Regions from separate parts of the Homo sapiens genome. Here region 1 is linked to region 2. A link is a contact called in ENCODE Hi-C data. All regions are on one chromosome and are shown on one strand. The core of a region is the stretch at or near the end of the contact, and the rest is flanking DNA. Distances in the headings are between cores, read along the strand shown.

Region 1 (6,203 bases), core at 3,113-5,612, 710 kb before region 2:
GTAAAATCCTGTCTCTACTAAAAATACAAAAATTAGCCGGGTGTGGTGGCGGGCACCTGTAATCCCAGCTACTTGGGAGGCTGAGGCAAGAGAATTGCTTGAACCCGGGAGGCGGAGGTTGCAGTGAGCTGAGTTAGGCCATGGCACTCCAGCCTAAGCGACAGAGCAAGATTGTCTCAAAAAAAACATCATTTTGGAGAAAGAAAATTGGGATAAAGTCATGAAGTTTAACAATCCAGGACGCCAAGCTCCTGAGGACTAGAAGTTTCACAGCTAAGAGGGATGTCCCCTCAGTGTGTCTTACCAGTGAGAGGTGACAGCGTGCTGGCAGTCCTCACAGCCCTGGCTCGCTCTCCGCGCCTCCTCTGCCTGGGCTCCCACTATGGCGGCACTTGAGGAGCCCTTCAGCCCGCCGCTGCACTGTAGGAGCCCCTTTCTGGGCTGGCCAAGCCCGGAGCCGGCTCCCTCAGCTTGCCGGGAGGTGTGGAGGGAGAGGCGCGGCGGGAACCCGGGCTGCGCGCGGTGCTTGCGGGCCAGCGCGAGTTCCGGGTGGGCGTGGGCTCAGCGGACCTCGGAGCGGCCGGCCGGCCCCACCGCCCCGGGCAGTGAGGGGCTTAGCACCTGGGCCAGCAGCTTCTGTGCTCAATTTCTCGCCGGGCCTTAGCTGCCTTCCCACGGGGCAGGGCTCGGGACCTGCAGCCCGCCATGCCTGAGCCTCCACCCCACTCCGTGGGCTCCTGTGCTGCCGGAGCCTCCCCCAGGAGCGCCACCCCTTGCTCCAAGGCGCCCAGTCCCATGGACCACCCAAGAGCTGAGGAGTGCGGGCACACGGCGCGGGACTGGCAGGCAGCTCCACCTGCAGCCCCGGTGCAGGATCCACTGGGTGAACCCAGCTGGGCTCCTGAGATTGGTGGGGACTTGGAGAACCTTTATGTCTAGCTAAGGGATTGTAAATACACCAATTGGCACTCTGTATCTAGCTCAAGGTTTGTAAACATACCAATCAGCACGCTGTGTCTCGCTCAGGGTTTGTGAATGCACCAGTGGACACTCTGTATCTGGCTACTCTGGTAGATACAGAGTGGACTTGGAGAACCTTTGTGGCCACACTCTGTATCTAGCTAATCTGGTGGGGACGTGGAGAACCTTTGTGTCTAGCTCAGGGATTGTAAACGCACCAATCAGCGCCCTGTCAAAACAGACCACTGGACTCTACCACTCAGCAGGATGTGGGTGGGGCCAGATAAGAGAATAAAAGCAGGCTGCCCGAGCTGGCAGTGGCAACCCGGGTCCCCTTCCACACTGTGGAAGCTTTGTTCTTTCGCTCTTTGCAACAAATCTTGCTGCTGCTCACTCTTTGGGTCCACCTTGCTTTTATGAGCTGTAACACTCACAGCAAAGGTCTGCAGCTTCACTCCTGAAGCCAACGAGACCACGAACCCACCGGGAGGAACGAACAACTCCAGACGCACCGCCTTAAGAGCTGTAACACTCACGGCAAAGGTCCGCAGCTTCACTCCTGAGCCAGTGAGACCAGGAACCCACCAGAAGGAAGAAACTCCAAACACATCCGAACATCAGAAGGAACAAACTCCGGACACACCGCCTTTAAGAACTGTAACACTCACCGCAAGGGTCCGTGGCTTCATTCTTGAAGTCAGTGAGACCAAGAACCCACCAATTCCGGACACACCAGTATGAATAAAAAGCATCCACCCTGTCACCAGCAAGTCCTCTACTCAGAAAGTACTGACCCAAGTCTGGGAGAGCAGCCAATTCAAATGTGCAGGGCTGGAGCTTGTGAACACAGCCACTGTTTTCCATTGCACATCTTCATCTCAGTAGTAACATGGCCACTCCTGGGGAACTTGTGGCAGGGATCCCAAGGTGAAGCAGCACAGATGTCTACAAACTGTGTAGTGACAGTGGCTCAGAGCCTCCAGACTCCTACCTCTGCATGGTGGCCTCCTGCCTTCAACAACTCACTGGGCCTCATGAAGATGCCTTCCATGGCTTTCCAGTCGTTGCTCGGCTTGGCTAGGCCAGACCATGCGTCTCTTTTTGCCCACTGATGGGTCCACCATATCGTTCTCCTGTGACAGACAGCGGTTCCTCAATGGAAGAATGTTTGAACCACCCCTCACCATCTCTCACCCAGTAGGGCCCGTTACAGAGTATGGTCCAGTCATCCAGGTGACTACCTTCACCTTCCTCACCAAAAGCACCCACTTCCTGGTTTTCAGAAAGTTGTGGAGGTTTCAGCCAGTGTTGACATGTGTCAGCCGGATGGGCTGGCAGCACTTGATGGGGGTTCCCCTCTCACCAGCTGTGGTGATCTTACCCATATTCTCCAGTAACTGTTGCTGTCATCCATGGAGGTTACACTTGTCACTGACTGCTGCCCAGTACCTGACCCATAGAGCACATCGTGTGACTGCAGATGGACACTGTAGTGCATTTCGAGCAGCTTCACCATAGAGCCGCGAGTAACAGCCAGATTGGACGCTCCCACGGTGTTCCACAAACCCCCAGACAGCAGTAGCGGAACCACAGCCATCCTAGCTGGATTCGGAGCCCCAGATCTTCCAGAAATAAATTTTTTTTAAAGAAAGGCAAAACATATACTCTGAAAACTGAAACATTTGTTTAAAGAACTTAAAGATTGGCTGGGCCCCGTGGCTCATGCCTGTTATCCCAGCATTTGGGGAGGCGAAGGTGGGAGGATTGTTGAGCCCAGGAGTTCAAGAACAGCCTGGGCAACATGGTGAGGCCCAGCTCTACAAAAAACTAAAAAAATTAGACAAGGGTGGTGGCATACACCTGTAGTCCCACCTACTCGGGAGGCTGAAGTGGGAGGATTGCTTGATCCTGGGAAGTCAAGGCTGCAGTGGGCTGTGATTGTGCCACTGCAGTCCAGCCTGGGCGACAGAGTGAGACCCTGTCTCAAAAAAAAAAAAAAAAATGGGTAGCATAGTGGCTCATACCTGTAATCCCAGCTACTCGAGAGGCTGAGGCAGGAGAATTGCTTGAACCCGGGAGGTGGAGGTTGCAGTGAGCCGAGATCACACCACTGCACTCCAGCCTGGGTGACAGAGCAAGACTCCATCTCAGGGGAAGAATATTACAAAAATTATCTGGGTGTGGTGGTGCTAGTCCCAGCTCCCTGGGAGGCTGAGGCACAAAAGTCCCTTGAACCTGGGAGGTGGAGGTAAGCCGAGATCGTGCCACTGCACTCCAGCCTGGGCAAGAGAGCAAGACTCTTATCTCAAAAAAAAAAAAAAAAAGGAAAAAAGAGAGAGAGAGAGAATCTGAGCCAGATCAGTATTAGACCTCTCAACAGCAATATTAGAAACTAGAAGTTTATGAAACAATGCCTTAAAGTTGCTGAGGGAAAATCATTATATACCCAGCCAAAGTATCAACCCAGTGTGAGGGTAGAAAATAAGACATTTTCAGACAAAAAAAAAAATTGTCTTCCGTGAAAACTTCCTCAGGAAGGAACTGGAGGATGTGCTCCACCCTAAAAGGGCATAAACCAAGAAAGAAGAAATGGAACCCAGAAAAATCAGAGATCCATAGAGGAAAGAGAAGAAATGACGTTGCAGAATGTTGGCAAAGGGAAGCCTCTGGATGACGACTGTGCTGCTGATCTGGAAAGCTTCTGGCTCAGATGGAGGCAGGAGAACTGAGGGCTCCAGAAAGGGTGTCTCAAGGGAAAAAAAAATTAAGGAACTGGAACTGATAGTGAAAATCAGTATTGAGAATTATCTTACTGGGCTTTTGCAGAAGATCTAATCATGGGTCAAAGAAAATAAGCAAGTGAAAAAAATGAGACAATGATTAACTCTGTGGGGGAAAGGAGATTGAAAAAGATAGTATATTAGTTGTTTCAGCCATAAACACTTTTTAGTGATTGTGAATGTAACCAAGAGTTGTGGTGGTATGATATTGAAAGGAGAGGAGAAAGAGTGTAAGTGAACCTCCTCTGTCACAATAGGGAGCCCTAGAGACAGCATCTAAATTGGACCTCTTGGGAGATAACCAGAATTGAAATCAATGCTTTATTTAGGGAGTAAAAACCAGAAGAAACAACTGAATAAGTTGAAATGGCTGCTTTTGGCGAGCAGGCTGACGTGGGGTAAAGAGCGTGTTATTTTTGTTGTAATCCTTTAGCATTCTCTGACTGTAAATACTCTGTACACATTATTTTGGGGAATAAAAACTGACCAGAAGAACTGTGAGGAGAAGCCATGACAACAGTAAGGCTGTTTCCTTTTGAGATTTTCCTGTCTGAAGCAATTCTCCTTTGGAAATTGAGCAAACAACCCCTCCCCATTTTTTCTGCTGTCTCATGAAGTGCATTCTCACTCCTGTGAATAATCTTGGGAGGCAGGTATTGATAAGGGTTCTTGGTGCTTTGTGAAATAGTAACTTGCATGTTGGTGACTCAGAGCAAGACTCTATCTCAAAGGCAGAACAGAAGTCAAAATTCCCACTTTTAAAAATTTTATTATTATTATTTTTCAGAGACAAGGTCGCACTCTGTCACCCAGGATGGAGCCCAGTAGCCCAATTGTAGCTCATTGCAACCTTGAATTACTGGGCGCAAGCGATCCTCTTGCTTCAGCCGCCCAAGTAGCTGGGACTACAGGCGGGCCCCACCATGCCCAGCTACCTTTTAAATTTTTTATAGAGACAGGGTCTTACTGTGTTGCCCAGGCTGGTCTCAAATCTCCTAGGCTCAATCTGTCCTCCCGCCTTGGCCTCCCAAAGTGCTGGATTAACGTTGTAAGCCACTGCACCTAACTAATATTCCCCCCCTTTTTTTTTTTTTGAGACGGAGTCTTGATCTGTTGCCAGGCTGGAGTGCAGTGGCGTGATCTTGGCTCACTGCAACCTCTGCTTCCCGGGTTCAAGTGATTCTCCTGCCTCAGCCTCCCAAGTAGCTGGGACTACAGGTGCTTGCCACCACGCCTAGCTCATTTTTTGTCTTTTTTGAGACAGTCTCACTCTGTTGCCCAGGTTGGAGTACAGTGGTGCAGTCTTGGCTCACTGCAAGCTCTGCCTCCTGGGTTCACACCATTCTCCTGTCTCAGCCTCCCCAGCAGCTGGGACTACAGGCGCCCACCACCATGCCAGGCTAATTTTTTGTATTTTTAATAGAGATGGGGTTTCACCGTGTTAACCAGGATGGTCTTGATCTCCTGACCTCGTGATCCTCCCACCTCGGCCTCCCGAAGTGCTGGGATTACAGGCGTGAGCCACCTCGCCTGGGCTTTAATTTTTATATTTTTAGTAGAGACGGGGTTTCACCATGTTGGCCAGGATGGTCTCAATCTCTTGACTTCGTGATCTGCCTGCCTCGGCCTCCCAAAGTGCTGGGATTACAGGTGTGAGTCACTGTGCCCGGCCTAATATTCCCATTTTACGCACAAGACAACATAGACCTCAAAAAGGGAAGTAACTCTCCAAAATCACACAGCCAGTGAGTGGCAGAGCTGGAGTCCTGACTCTCTTTTCTGTTTTCACACAGCTGGCCTCAGGCCCAGGGACCTCTTGGCCTTCATGCTTCCACTTCTCCCCTCTCTCCCAGCTGACCCCACCTTGCCTTCAGACACTTTCCACAATGTCCCTGGCTCTGAGCCCCACCCGGAGGGGATCCTTAATGTGAGCTATAGGCTTGAGCCCATGATCTCGTCACAGACTGAGCTCTCATCCTGATCACTCACTAAGCCCTGATCCTACCACAGAATGAGTCTTGGTCCTGGTCCTAGATAAAGCACTGAACCTGGTCATAGACTGAGCCCTGATGCTGGTCACAGACTGAGCCCCAGCCCCTTGCCACCAGTTCCATTAATAATGTATACAATTAAACACAAGTCGGGCCTGGCACAGAAGTCATGGATGGCTGGGTACCATCCCTCTCCAGTGTTGCAGAAATCCTGTCTCAGGGACAGAGCTTGTGAGGCTATGGCCTGGCTAGATGCTCTGGCATCGTTTCCCTCCATCCTCCACCAGAATTTATGCCACAGCTTGTGCCCATTCATTTCTGTCCCCTCCCGCTGCCCTCCCTGTGTGGGTGGGGGTTTGGGCAGCCCATGGTAATAAGCATGGAGCAGGGGTTGTCTGTGATGTCATTCTTGCTCAGAACGAAGCATTCCAGCATGGACAGCACTTGTCCTGGCTCCCCTGCTATATAGAAC
Region 2 (5,983 bases), core at 2,577-5,076:
TTCAGAGCAACCCCCTTACTGAGCACCTGTGTGGTGCAGGCTGTGCTGGGAGGAGGCTTGTGAAGAGCAGGTGAGCTAGGACTGGGCACCAGAGAAGGAGGAGCCCCTTTCGCTGCTGGGGCAGGAGCTAGAGCCCCCACGGGCATGTTTTGGTGTGGGGACAGATTCAACAGGAGCCCAGGGATCTTTCTGAAATGTGACACTTGCCTCCACCCTCCTTGCCAGAAAGGGACATTGCTCAGCCACCTGGCTCAGCTTCAATAAGCAAGTAGTAATAGTGGTGAACAAAAGCCAAATGCGTAAGTCACGCACCTGCCCGGGACTGTTCTGAAACTTTGTGTGAATTGTCTTGGTTAGTTTTCTCACCAGCCCTTTGAGGTTGATACTATTACTATTGTCTCCATTTCATAGTTCAAAGAACTGAGGCTGAGAAAGAGTAAGTAGTTTACCAAAATTTCACAACAAAAAGATGCATCTAATCTTTGTCCTCAAGAAACAGGGGTTCTACTTTTACTTTTTTTTTTTTTTTTTGAGATAGGATCTTGTTCTGTTGCCTAGGCTGGAGTGCGGTGGCACGATCTTGACTCACTGCAACCTCTGCCTCCCGAGTTCGAGTGATTCTCTTGCCTCAGCCTCTTGAGTAGCTGGGATTACACCACGCCTGGTTAATTTTTTTTTTTTTTTAATTTTTAGTAGATACGGGGTTTCACCATGTTGACCAGGCTTGTCTCAAACTCCTGACCTCAAGTCATCCACCTGCTTCAGCCTCCCAGAATGCTGGGATTACATGTGTGAGCCACTGTGCCCGGCCCAAGCTCCTGCTCTCTTTGCTGGGTTCGCGGTTAATACAAGTGATACACACAGCAGAGAGAAGCAGTCAGGTGGGCCACTCTGGCAAAATGGCAAAGATCAGGTCTGGGACAGAGTCTGCCCCAGTGACCAGGGTTCCCTACACAGAGTCCATTAGCACCCGAGTCTTGGACCTCAGAGGAAGATGATGGGATCACTTGTTCCAAGACACCCTGAGGCTCTGAGACAGGGAGGTCACCTGTCAATCTGTCCTACTTGGGACCGAGGTGGGCTGAGAGGCCCTCTGCTTGGGCTGCAGGGCCCCTGCAGGGGTTGAGGATCAGCTTTCTCCTCTCATTGGTTCCTGCCAGAACCATCTTAGGGAGCAGCTGCTGTGGGGGCTGCTCTCCCACAGCAGGGAACCCACATCCTGCCCCATTACAGCAAAGTGAGCATCCGGTGGGGGAAGGACCCCCACGGGGGGCCTGAAGCTGATGAAAGTTGAGTCAGGGTGACTCAGTGGAAGGCCTCTTCCCACTGCTGTCTCCAAGTGGAATACTGTGGTCAGACCAAAGGAAGAACTTCCCAACCTCTGGTCCCACATCTGGAATGCATGCCAAAAAGGGGTCTCTGAGAGAACATGGCAGTTTGGCAGTTCTCAGGCTCTGTCATGCTACATACTGACCTCAGAAAGACCCCGGGAGGCAGACTGCAGATGGGGAAACTGAGGAAAGGGACAGGACCTGTACCAGAGCTGGGACTGTAGCTGGACCTTGAGTCTGCTCATCATGGGGGCACCTGCCCAAGGAGAGGGCAGCACCCCACTGCAATGCCCCCTATGTTTCCCCAGAGCCCCTCTCCTCCCATCTGCTCCTCAGAGGCCTTGTCTCGAGGTAGGAGTGGAGTGAGGGGGTGGGGGTTTCCCTGAGCAAAGAATAGTTCTCCTGTAGGATGCTGTTTTAAGAAACACACAAATAGACAAGCCACCCAGCCAGTCAGACAAGTTTGGCTTTCCAAACCTGTCCCTGGGGTGGCTGTTGTTGCCTTTTTATTTATTTATTTATTTATTTATTTATTTATTATTTATTTATTTATGTATTTATTGAGTAAAGGTTCATATAACACAAATTTTGCCATTTCAAAATGCACATTGCAGTGGTTTTGAGTATATTCATAATGCTCTATGACACCTACCTCTAGCTAACTCTGGAACATTCCATCACCCCCAAGAAACCTCGTGCCTGTTAGCAGTTACTTCCCCTTTCCTTGTCCCCCAACTAATGTACTTTCTGTCTCTATGCATTTGTCTCTTCTGGACATTTTTTAAAAAATTAAATTAAATAATTTATTCAGAGATGAGGTCGCGCTATGTTTTCCAGGCTGGATTCAAACTCCTGGGCTCAAGTAATCCTCCTGCCTGGGCCTCCCAAATAGTTGGGACTACAGGCGTGAGCCACTGCATCCAGCTTCTAGGCATTTCATATAAATGGAATTGTACATGTCACCTTTTGTGTCTGACTTCTTTCACTTAGCATACTGTTTTCAGGGGTTATCATGTGGTAGCCTGAACCAGGACGCCCCATCTTCTCACTGCTGAATGAGAGCTCATTGTGTGGCTAGGCCATGTTGCTTATCTGTGCCTCAGTTGATGGACATGGACATTGTTCCCACTTTTCGGCTGTTATAATAATATCCAGAATAACGCTGTATGAATATTTGTGTACAAGTTTTTGTGTGATCAGATGTTTTCAACTCTTTGGAACATCTATTTACCTGGGAGTGGGACTGCAGAATCCCATGGTAACTCTGTGTTCAACGTTTTGGGCAACTGACAAACTGCTTTCCACAGAGGTGATACCATTTTACATCCCCGCCATCAGAGTGTGAGGGCTCTAATCTTGCCACAGTCTCACCAACACTTGTTATTTTCTCTGCCTTTATTCTTTCAACACACACACACACACACACACACACACACACAGAGAGAGAGAGAGAGAGAGACATTGAGACAGGGTCTTGCTCTGTCACCCAGGCTGGAATACAGTGGTGCAATTTTGGCTCACTGCAATCTCCGTCTCCTGGTCTCAAGCAATCCTCCCACATCAGCCTCCCGCGCAGCTGGGACTGCAGGTGCATGCCACCACACCCAGATAATTTTGTGTATCTTTTGTGGAGATGAGGTTTCACCACATTACCGAGGCTGGTCTCGAACTCCTGAACTCAAGAGATCTGTTGGCCTTGGCCTCCCAAAGTGCTGAGATTTCAGACATGAGTCACTGTGCCTGGCCTTCAACACATATTTTGTTGAGCCCCTGCTTGGTGTCAGGCCTGTGCTGGGGTAGGGGATGCAGGGGTCCAGGCTGCTCTTGCAGAGCCAAAGGGACATAGATGTGACCCAGTGGTGGCTGGTGCTGAGTGGAGGGAAGGAGGAGGTGAAGTGATGGGAGTGACCTGCATGGACAGTCAGGGCAGGCTTCAGGGAGGCAGCGTTTGTGCCCTGGGAAGGTCTTGGCTGTTACTGTCCAATCCCAGCCTCTGTCCCTTCCCAAGTCCCCAGGATGAGTGGTAGTCAAGGTGCTGGGTGCCTCAGTGTTATAATGTGAAAAGTCTCAGCCTGGCCTGAAACTCACCCATTAGAGCCCTCACCTGCAGATTCTATGCCCACAGCCCAGGCCAGATGAGGAAACTGTGGCTCAGAGAAGGGAATGACTTCCCAAAGGTCATCCCAAAAGGTAGTGGCAGAGGGAGACCAGATCCCTGATCTACAGATGCCCAGCCTGGGGTCCTTTTAGCTCTGATGGGGTGAGGCCTGGGGCAGCATGAGGCTGGGAGCAGGGAAGATGGGGGAGGGCAGGAGGCTGAGAGAGCCCAGGTGAGAGAGGGCCAAGCTTGAAAGGTTTTCCCAGGCTGGGGGAGAGGCCCTGGTCAGGATGTGTATGGGTAAGGGGTGAGATACAGAGGTCCCTGGGGCGGGCCCAGACCTGTTTCTCCTTTGCCCAGTTTCAGTTCTGTTTTGCTTGTCCCCTTCTGTTTTGCGTTCAGAGTGGGTTGGGGTGGTGGTGGGGTGACTCTTAGCCCCCATCTTGATCCCCATGGTGGGGGATGAGGAGATGGGCTTAACTCCAGACACCACTTTCAGTCCCCCTTTCTACCCCCACCCAGGGTCCCCCAGTCTAAGGGCGGATGCGGGAGGCCTGGCTGGGTCCGTCCTCACAAGGAGGGGCAAGCTGGGCAGAGCCTGGCTGGCCTCCCCTGCTGCCATACCTTGGAGCCCACAGCCTCCAGTGGGTAGTGACTGGCCCCAAATCTAGACATAGGTAATGTTTGCTTAGTGAGCTCATGTGCTATGGGACTAAGTTGAAATGCTCTGCCCCTTACTCATACACCCTTATTGACTCACAGGTCCCCAAGGTGAGTCACGCCCACATCAGGTATTGTGGGTGTATGAGACATACACCCACTGCAAACTGGGATGCAGTTTCCAGTCCCCCTGCCAGCATGCTTAGGGCACCAGGAAGGGCAGTGGGTGCTGATGGGCCCCAGATTTACCAAAGATGACTCCAGTTGGAGGCCTTGGACTGCTGTGGGCTTGTCAGGGGCCTTTGTGGCCCTGGGAGGAGGTGTCTGGGGCTGCTCCAATGTCTTTGGGGTCTCTCAGGTTGGGGTGGATCCTTTGGGAGTGCTGGGCACTGGCAGAGACTCAGGCCGCAGGGAGGGGACTTGCTTTCCCTCTGGCTCCCTCAGGAGGCCTCAGCTGCAGTGCTGGGTGCTGGCTGTCCTCAAACCCATGTCCTCCAGCCCCCTGACGTCTTCTCATTTCCTCATCTCAGGTTTCAGCCCACTCAGGCTGACGTTGCCTTCTGATCTCGTTTTTCAGCAGCCCCCAGGTCTCCGTGGCTGCTGTGCAGAAACGCGAGTGGTTGGGGGAAGTCCACATGATGCTGGCCTTGAAGAGCCTCCTGCCAGCCAGGCCTCAGGAGGGCTCACTTCCCCATTGCAGAACTCCTGCGGAGACCCAGGGGCAATTTCTGGTCTTTAGCACAGGGCCTCTGAGGGGCTGGCTTTTCCTAGGGGCTGCCCTGGTGCTGTGGCACCGTGGGGTGGGGGATTTCGGCAACGCCAGGGGCTCGACATGGCTGAAACTTCTTTGGACAGCTCAGCTACCCCAGGTAGAAGCCTCTGTCCCTCCCGGAGCCAGGCCTGTCCCAGCTTCGAAGTCAGATGTTGGGACATGCTGTATGCCTTTGGGACGAGTAGCCCCGTGGGCTCAGAGCTCTGACAGTGAACCCAGATGGGGTTGCTGTGAGGCACTGGGCGGGTCTAAACAAACAAGGTGCTGTGTGAGTGCATAGGTGCGAACAGGCTGCTCCAAGGGACTCTTGAATTGTCTTTGCGGACAAGTGGGAGTTAGCTGGAAAAGAAGGAGCTGCGTGGTCAGAGGCGTGGAGGCAGGCAGTGGAATAACCCATGTGGAGAACTGCAAGCATTTCCACATGACTGACTGGAGTGTGAGGGGGTGTAGGAGACCGGAGGGCAGGCGGTGGGCAGGGGGCTGGAGAAGGACCCTGAGGGCTCAGCCAAGGAGCAGGACTTTTCCTGAAGCAGCAGAGGCAGAGAGCCAGGCCCCTCCTGAGCCCTCTCACTTCTGTGCAGGGACACCTCCCAGTGAAGTAGGCCTGGGCCTCAGAGGCACCCCGACCCTGGCTGCTGACTCAGCTCTGCCTCTGTGAGGGCCAGTGGGGGGCTGCCCACATGAGCCACGGAGCCATGGCATGGCCTGGGGCTGGCTCTCCTGGGCTGCCCTCCACCCAAGGTCTTGAGGTTCTGCCATTCCCTCTTCAAGGGGTCTGACCATGCAGCCCTAGGTGGGGACGGACCCTGTAGCCTGCTCACTGGTGCCTGGGGTGCCACTGCCAGTCCTGCTCTGGCGCTGATGGGGAGGCAGAGGCAGCCGCCAGAGAGAAGATCCCAGGTGGGGAGAATGTGGGCAAGAGGCCATGCTCCCTCCTGCAGCCTTCATGAAGGCTCAGAGTGTTCTGGAAGTGTTTGGGGGCTGGCCTCATCTCCTCGGCTAGCTCCAACGCCTCCCGGCTCGGCCCCCACATATCACGCTCAAGTGGACCGATCCTGACTGAGGCAGAAAGTAGAACTGGCCCCTCACCATGCGCTCCAGCCCTACTGCTGAAGGAGGCAG

Evidence for each region. A loop is a pair of places that touch in the nucleus more often than their neighbours do. Pooled maps may share reads with other maps.
Region 1: a map with no recorded cell type shows a loop between it and region 2 (9-fold over the local background). The contact joins two enhancer-like sites. A Hi-C loop is called at or near these places in 14 of 37 single-sample maps with no recorded cell type and 6 of 50 pooled maps.

What each region holds. Positions count from the first base shown.
Region 1 is chr15:75,110,615-75,116,817 of GRCh38, reverse strand. It overlaps LOC124903529 (a long non-coding RNA gene), which reads right to left. Exons shown (of 2, transcript XR_007064720.1): 2 at 4,490-6,203. It also overlaps the pseudogene LOC100128721. Among named protein-coding and RNA genes, the nearest start is that of C15orf39, 88 kb to the left of the region's middle. RefSeq lists enhancers at 3,594-3,663, 3,684-3,733, 3,764-3,853, 5,779-5,848. Within about 2 kb of position 4,362, at least 4 of the 41 ENCODE cell types and tissues checked have a DNase peak (open chromatin) inside an H3K27ac peak, as active enhancers do.
Region 2 is chr15:74,395,339-74,401,321 of GRCh38, reverse strand. No RefSeq gene overlaps it. Among named protein-coding and RNA genes, the nearest start is that of MIR6881, 13 kb to the left of the region's middle. RefSeq lists enhancers at 3,522-3,571, 3,592-4,011, 3,601-4,234, 4,252-4,451, 3,621-4,820 and 5 more. Within about 2 kb of position 3,826, at least 9 of the 41 ENCODE cell types and tissues checked have a DNase peak (open chromatin) inside an H3K27ac peak, as active enhancers do.